Linked DNA regions of Homo sapiens: regions 2 and 3 are each linked to region 1. Evidence: read pairs that join two places in POLR2A ChIA-PET (ENCODE). Cell type or tissue: OCI-LY7. All regions are shown on one strand. Region 1 overlaps RAPGEF5 (Rap guanine nucleotide exchange factor 5). Region 2 has its middle 45 kb from the start of RAPGEF5. Region 3 has its middle 21 kb from the start of CDCA7L.

The links. ChIA-PET counts read pairs that join two places held together with the same protein. Peaks named below come from ENCODE experiments on the same cell type or tissue, not always from the same donor. Only the 100,000 strongest peaks of a DNase experiment are listed, where the experiment ranks them.
Region 2: POLR2A ChIA-PET joins it to region 1 with 7 read pairs; 3 of 35 experiments call an interaction of 5 or more read pairs at or near these places.
Region 3: POLR2A ChIA-PET joins it to region 1 with 5 read pairs; 1 of 35 experiments calls an interaction of 5 or more read pairs at or near these places.

The regions. Positions count from the first base shown.
Region 1 is chr7:22,350,522-22,353,021 of GRCh38, forward strand. All of the region lies in intron 1 of RAPGEF5 (Rap guanine nucleotide exchange factor 5), which reads right to left. Among named protein-coding and RNA genes, the nearest start is that of RAPGEF5, 5.4 kb to the right of the region's middle. RefSeq lists a silencer at 331-460 and enhancers at 1,251-1,360, 1,651-1,700. In OCI-LY7, no CTCF peak of the experiment used is centred here; DNase peaks (open chromatin) are centred at 480 and 1,030; H3K4me3 peaks cover 2,500 bases; H3K27ac peaks cover 2,500 bases.
Region 2 is chr7:22,401,125-22,403,624 of GRCh38, forward strand. No RefSeq gene overlaps it. Among named protein-coding and RNA genes, the nearest start is that of RAPGEF5, 45 kb to the left of the region's middle. In OCI-LY7, no CTCF peak of the experiment used is centred here; DNase peaks (open chromatin) are centred at 667 and 1,417; H3K4me3 peaks cover 1,138 bases; H3K27ac peaks cover 1,738 bases.
Region 3 is chr7:21,965,368-21,967,867 of GRCh38, forward strand. No RefSeq gene overlaps it. Among named protein-coding and RNA genes, the nearest start is that of CDCA7L, 21 kb to the left of the region's middle. In OCI-LY7, no CTCF peak of the experiment used is centred here; DNase peaks (open chromatin) are centred at 121 and 1,114; H3K4me3 peaks cover 2,455 bases; H3K27ac peaks cover 2,500 bases.

The DNA.
Region 1 (2,500 bases):
CCTGATCCACTGTGTATGTCATTACAGAGGAAGACACTGAGGCTCAGAATGCTCAGAGAATAACTAATGCAAAGATAATAAGTGATAGCACTGGGATTCAAACCCACTCTGAAGCCACAGCCTGTGTCTTTTCCTGGGATCTAATTATGTCACCAAAGTGTGGGGGTTGGGAGGGAAAGGAAGAAATAAGTAAATAAAATATTAACTTGCCATTGAGTTCCTTTGCTAGAATTCACACGAAATTAAATGAATCTACAGTTTCTTTTCCTTCTTCCCAAATAAATATTTTTGAAGTTGGCATCCACAGAGCTTTATTTTATCTGTAGCCATAGCTAACACAGTTTTACACCAAGGATCAGGATAGTAGTTTGTCAGCAAGCAGAGGCAGTGAAGTCAATATTTCTCAAATAAGTTCACTATGTGTCCCTCATATCTGATCTGACTCACCCTTCCTGGCAGATGCATGCCTCTCTTAATGGCCTTTATCTTCTGGCTGCCATAAGCAGATGAGAACAAAGTAAGCTGGGTGAATTCACAAGGTTTTTGGATTGACCTTGATCAAGTGAGCATGGCTGATTTTGCTTATGACACATGGATGCTGTTTTGTTTTGTATTTTAGTTGTTTGTTTGTTTGTTTGTTTTTTGTAGCAACATGGTCTTGCTTTGTTGCCCAGGCTGATCTTGAGCTATTTTTAATTTAAGTAAACATTAGTTACCTTTCGCCTATAACCACAATGCTTCTCCCCACTTCCCCTAAACCCAATATGTCAATAATAAGCTTCTGTGTGCCCAAATAAAAGTGAAAAGTCTGACATTATTAATGGCATTTATTTACCTCTCTCAGAGTGGTAAGATAATATCAGCAGGTACTATAAGGCTATCACAGTTTAGAGTAAATAGACCCTTTGCCCTCTCAATGCATTTGAGGAAAACTAAAGTTAATTCAGAGCATGGACTTGGCTCTACGGAAACAGGATACATAGATGCAAACCTCCCTTCTGGCACACACTCTGTAACCTCGGGCAAATTACACCTGTGTTTCAGTTTCTTCATCTGTGGAATGCAAATAGCAGCATCTAACTCATAGGCTCATAGGCTTGTAGTGAGAGTTGAAGTTTATATCAGAATATGCATGGTACATAATTAAGTGCTATGATGTTAGCCATTGATTTCAATTTAAACACAAAGAATAAATGACATGCTTTGCCTGTAAAATAGGTGCCTAAAACGGCGATACATTGGGCATACTGGTATATAATTTGGATCGGTTTCTATTTCTCAATCAATAAAGTCAAGTTTCTAGCAGAGGAGGGTATTGAGTCAGAGCTAAAGCACTCCAGCTTGTACAAAGGGAAAGGGATACTTTGTTCCTTTTTGAGACGGAATCATCTGGGCAAAGAAAAAGAGAGAACTTCATTCAGAGGGCTACCAGCTGTTCTTCCCAGTTTCTCAATTTTGAAGAGCACAGGCCATAAGAACCCTGGCTAGTGAAGGGTGGTTAAAGAGAATTAGGCCCTTCTGATGACCAATCCAAAAGCTGGGAATCACTGAAGGTCTTTGGTGAGCAATTTGGCACAACTGGTGAATCATTCTGGCTGCTGTAAATGAAACAGATACCAAGACGTTGAAGACAGTGGCAGAGGCTGCAGAAAACATCACAGCAGCCAAAGCCCAAAATAAGTCAGTCCCAGCATTTTGACAGTATATACAGAAAAAGGGAATAGCTGTTATCAGTTCTTTTATTAGGGGGAAAATATCAGTCTTAGAAACAACCTGATGAGAAAGACTTAAAAAGATACAAAAAAGTAAGGTAGGAGGCTTAAGACCAAGGGAAAAATAATGCAACCACTAAGAAAGGTAAAAGATGGGGAAATGAACGATTGTCAGTTTAAAAAAAAAAAATTCATCAATGCTCCTTGGGAAAATGGCTGATTTCAGGGTTTCAGGTCGGGAGCAGCAGACTATGGACAAGATGCACTTAGAATATCTTGCGTCAGAAAAGTAAGAAAGGTATTTGAGTTTACTGGCCATTTAAAAAGTATACAGGAGACAAAGATAAACCAAGCACCAAAAAGGATATTGACTGAAGTGACAGAAACAAATACATTAAGATTCATAAGTTCTTAATGACACTTAAAAAAGAAAAACTCACTGGTTCTCACTGGAGATTGTTAAAGCACCAAATCATTACTCTGATAGTTGGTAAAAGGAAAAAATTAAGACTTTTCCCTGTCTATCCTGCACATTGTGAATTTCAGGAGACCTAAATAATTTATGAGGGAAAGTTCTTTACAGACCGAATTCCAATTAATAAATGCAAGAAGAATGATGGATTTAGATCATCACCATTTTGCAACCCCTAATGAAAAGGATCTAGGCTACAACGATCTGTGATACTAAAATCATTAAGTAGAAGACAGACAGCTAAGTGACACTACCTAAACTCACGAATCAATCTTTCCATCTCAAAAAGAGAGATATCCAGACATTATGCGTCTCA
Region 2 (2,500 bases), 51 kb after region 1:
GGAGTCACTGACATATGTTTGGCAAGAACATTGTTCTGGCAGTCATTAAAATGCAGAAAAAATAAAGTTTTCAGAACAAAGTGAGCTTTTTGATGAACAGATTTGACTAGACACTCACTCTAAAGATTCAGTGATTTCTCTTCCAGCATCTCACCAAATAATCAAAACTTTTCAGATAGGCTGTGATTACTAATAAAGTAGGGGTTTGGCAGCCCGGCCACCTATTTTTGTAAATAAAGTTTTATTGGAACACAGTCATGCTCGTTCATTTACATATTGTCTATGGCTGCTTTTGTGTGAAGACAGCAGAGTTGAGAAATTGCAACAGAGACATTGTATCTCACAAAACCTAAACACTGCAGTATACCACAAATATCTTTCTAAAGTAAATTCATTAAAATAGCTATTATTAAGATACTTTCGAATTACAGTCTCAGGCTTGACAAAACCTAACCAATCACATTGCAAGGAGAGATAGTACAGAAAGGGAGGAAGGGGCATGTGGGGGGTGTTGTCACAAAAATTGCAGGAATACAACCATTATTGGCCCTATTAGATGGACTTCTCTCAAGCCACAGTTAGGTTATACAAACAGGTGAGCCAGTAGTCATAAAGCATTTACAACAAAGTCAAGCTCTACTGAGCTTTGCCCATCTGTTTTTCTGTAGCCCATTCATTAATCATATTCCTTATGAGTCACCCGATTCCTTTGCCAGAACCACAGTTATGTTTCAAGAATATTAGAACTCACAGCCAGGCAGACAGACGCTCTGGGCTTGACATTCATCTTTCAAAGTGTCAGTGTCTTTATAAAGCGACCACCAGGGATGGGCGTGGTGGCTCACGCCTGTAATCCCAGCACTTTGGGAGGCTGAGGTGGGTAGATCACGAGGTCAAGAGATTGAGACCATCCTGGCCAACATGGTGAAACCCCATCTCCACTAAAAAGACAAAAATTAGCTGGGCCTGGTGGCGCAGGCCTGTAGTCCCAGCTACTCGGGAGGCTGAGGCAGGAGAGTCGCTTGAACCCAGGAGGCGGAGGTTGCAGTGAGCCGAGATCATGCCATTGCACTCCAGCCTGGCGACAGAGCAAGACTCCATCTCAAAAAGAAAAACAAAAAACAAAAACAAAAAAACCACCAGGTGCTCTCTGAAGTCACTCCCAAGTTGGACACTGTGACTGTGAGTTGGTGGTTGTGGTGCTGCTTATGCGACAGTAGTTGTGGCAACTAGTGGCACAGCTTCTACAAACCAAATGCAGCCACTGCTCAGGCCTGCAGACCCTAGTTCAGCTCGTTGGAGGGAGGCCCTAGGCCTCAAGCTCTGGTAACTCTCACCCTACTGAAGGAACAAGGTGCCTGGCTGGTGCCTCACTCAGTGAGGCCACAGATGGGAAGATGACAAAATGGTGTGCCACCAGCTTGTCCTAAAAACAGACAGGAAGTTTGTCTTGGCAGGAAGTGGTTCTGTACACTCAAGTTATTAGCAGTATAATTCTGGGTGGTAGGAAGGCCAGTGGTTTTATTTTTTTTTCATCGATGCACATTTTCTGCAGTGCTATGTATTAACTGTATAAAAAAAAAACAACCCAGAAATGATAAAAGGTGTTTTTCAAAGGACCCCAGTCCCATTTCTAAGGCAAATAATGGGCCTGGGGTCCTTTGAAAAACACCTTCAATCATTTCTTTTTGATGGGGGAAGACAGATCACCAGACTTTGCAGCCGCACACTCCCCATTTGGAACGCTGACTACTTTTACCCCTTCAAATCTAGCCTTGATGCTTGTTTTTAAGACACCTCCCATGCACAAAAGCATTACTGGGTGATTTGCCTTGGGCCCGCCTCCTTCACCCCAGGCCTGCTCTGGCCAAACCTTTTGTTTGGGAACAGTTTGATTTTGCTATGGCAAGGACTCCAAAACCTGCCTTGCCATTAGGAACACCTGAAGGAGTTGAATGCAAAATATTATTTCCAGGGGTCCAGACCAGTTTAGTAGCTGAGGAGCAGGATCTGAATAGCTGCCTTTTGAAATTCTCCAAGTGTTTTTGATGATCAGCCCCATTTCGGACCAGATCCTTGTGGAACAACCGCCAGCACCTGGGTCTGATCTCGCTGGGAAGGTAACCCCAGGCTCACGCTGGGCCTCATGGAAGGCAACAAGATGGACACGGCAGAGAGATTCATGGATTACCTCTTGTTCATCACGTTGTTTTCTTTTCTCCAAAGCTGTTTTTCTTCTTTTAATTTTCTTCATTGGTTAAGACCCTGAACTCTGAAACCATTCTGCCTATGTCCAGAACTTGCCTCTGCCACTTTCTAGTTGTGAGAATCAAGGCAAGTTTCTTAATCTCTCTGTGCCTCAAGCTCCCTTATCTGTACAATAAGGATCCTAGTAGTATCTACTCCACAGAACTGTCAGGAGGATTAGATGAGTAAATATAAAAAGTGCTTAGAAGAGTGCCCTGCATATGGTAAAGATAACTAAGGGTGGCTATTTTTT
Region 3 (2,500 bases), 390 kb before region 1:
TACTGATTCAGAACACCCCACCATTGACTGCTTTTTCCCTCCAGTGACAGAGAGACCTTCCAGATGCTCAGCTTGGTTTAAGACATAGGAAAGCCCAAGGTCTTAAAACACTTCCTTAAATAGAAGCATTGAGCACTGCATTTAGGCAAGTTCTTCCTCAGGAGTGATGTAACAAGGTCAGCAGTAAAGCACAGAATGAGGCTTCCCAGTTGTCCCAGACCTCTCACCAGATATTGTCAATGTCTCTGGTTACTTCACATTCCCCTTAGAGGATTTCAAGGATTAAGGGAAACTGCCCTAAAATAAGATTATCTTATCTGTATCTGCCCTTATCCCGTATGGCCACTTCCTTTCTGTTAAGACTTTGGAACATAAATTGGTAAGAGTGTGTGTGTGTGTGTGTGCACCCTCCCCTTAGTCACTAAATGTTGTATTTGGTGTCATCACTGGGGTTGGCCTCACCCCCAGCCCCCACCTCCCCTCAGTTATATTTGGAAGGAACATCTGGAAGCTGAAGAAAAAAATGCTGAGGACCCCTGTGTAGAGACAGGCTAGACTTTGTGCCACTGAAGGAATTGTGTTAATGGAATTTACCCAGTTTTCTCCTAACTCCAACTGGTCCTGCTCGGTAGTTAAAGAGATCTGAGCTGAGGGCAGAGTTACCCCAGATATAGTTCCCTGGTTTCCCAGAAGCACACAGCCAAGTAGCCAAGGATCCTTGAAGTGAGGGGGAAGCTTAAAGTTTGGACCAAGTACCTTGAGTGAACGCCAATATCTGAAACCTGGGCCATGATATTAGGAAAGATCTAGGGGCTGAGGGCTCCTCAGGCCCCCATTAGACTTCTGAATGGAGACTTCCAGGCAGAAATTAGATAATTGTTGATGTTTTTGATGTAGTTACAGTGAGAATGGACCTAAAAATTTTTTAATTGATGTGACTCTACCTGCATGATTGATCAAAAAAAGAGGAAGTTAGATTAGGATGAAAAAATGAAAGTTTTAATGACTTCTCTATATTTTCTTAAAAAATTTAGTTACACATATAGCACACAAAGACATTTGCATGAACTTACTCAAAGTGTAAGACAACGTTACAGTTCCTCTTTACCTCTGTCACCTCCTCCCCAACCCCCCACTCCCTCACACACAAACACCCAGAGGGGATCTTGAATCAAAGGTATGTGTCTGCCCAGGCCTTTTTCATGTGTATTTACAAATATGTCACACTATTACTTTTAAGAAGGATTTCTGTTTTAATGTTTATGAAACAATCTTCCTCTTTTCATATTTGAACCTGTAGCTTCAGAAAAAAAAAAAGAGAGAGAGAGACCAGGCGCGGTGGCTCATGCCTGTAATCCCAGCACTCTGGGAGGCCGAGGTGGGCGGATCACCTGAGGTCAGGAGTTCAAGACCAGCTTGGCCAATTTGGTGAAATCCCATCTCTGCTAAAAATACAAACATTAGCTGGGCGTGGTGGTATGCTCCTGTAATTCCAGCTACTCCGGAGGCTGAGGCAGGAGAATTTCTTTGTTCGTTTGTTGTTTGTTTGTTTGTTTGTTTGTTTGTTTTGAGATGGAGTCTCGCTCTATCGCGCAGGCTGGAGTGCAGTGGAGCGATGTTGGCTCACTGAAAGCTCCACCTCCCGGGTTCATGCCATTCTCCTGCCTCAGCCTCCCGAGTAGCTGGGACTACAGGCACCCGCCACCACGCCCAGCTAATTTTTTTTTGTATTTTTCGTACAGACAGGGTTTCACCGTGTTAGCCAGGATGGTCTCGATCTCCTGACCTCGTGATCCACCCGCCTCAGCCTCCCAAAGTGCTAGGATTACAGGCGTAAGCCACCGGGCCCAGCCAAGGACAATTTCTTGAACCCGGGAGGTGGAGATTGCAGTGAGCAAAAATAGGGCCACTGCAGTCCAGCCTGGGTGACAGAACCAGACTTCGTCTCAAAAAAAAAAAAAAAAAAGAGTGGAGTCCTTGGAACTATATGGTTTGGTGAAGCTAACTGAATTTTAAAACAGAGTTCAGAGGTCAGGGTCTTGGAAGCACTTTTCTATTTGGAAGAACTTGCTTTCTAAGTCGAACATCAAAAATTCAGTACTATTTTTGTAACTTCCTGTGAGTCTATAATTGCTTCAAATCATAAAAAATAATAATGTTTTAAAAACCGGCATGTGGTTCAGCATCTTTTCCAGGGCTCTGCAGTTCTGGATGCCTATGCCGAGATGGAACTTACATCAGCTTGGGTCTCTGGGCAACCGTGATGAGCAGAACCTCATTGGCCACCCACAACATATATGTGGCAGACGTGAGAAATAAGCTTTGTTGTGTTAAGCAAAAGCAATAACGAAAACAGCAACAAATGCACAAACTGGCTTCTGTCAGTTGTGTGTCTTCTCCCTTTCCTATCTCTGTCTCTGTCTCTCTCCCTCTCTTGGCTCACTCACTTTGGGGGAAGCCGGCTGCCGCCTTGTGAACACACCAGGCAGCTTGTGAGGAG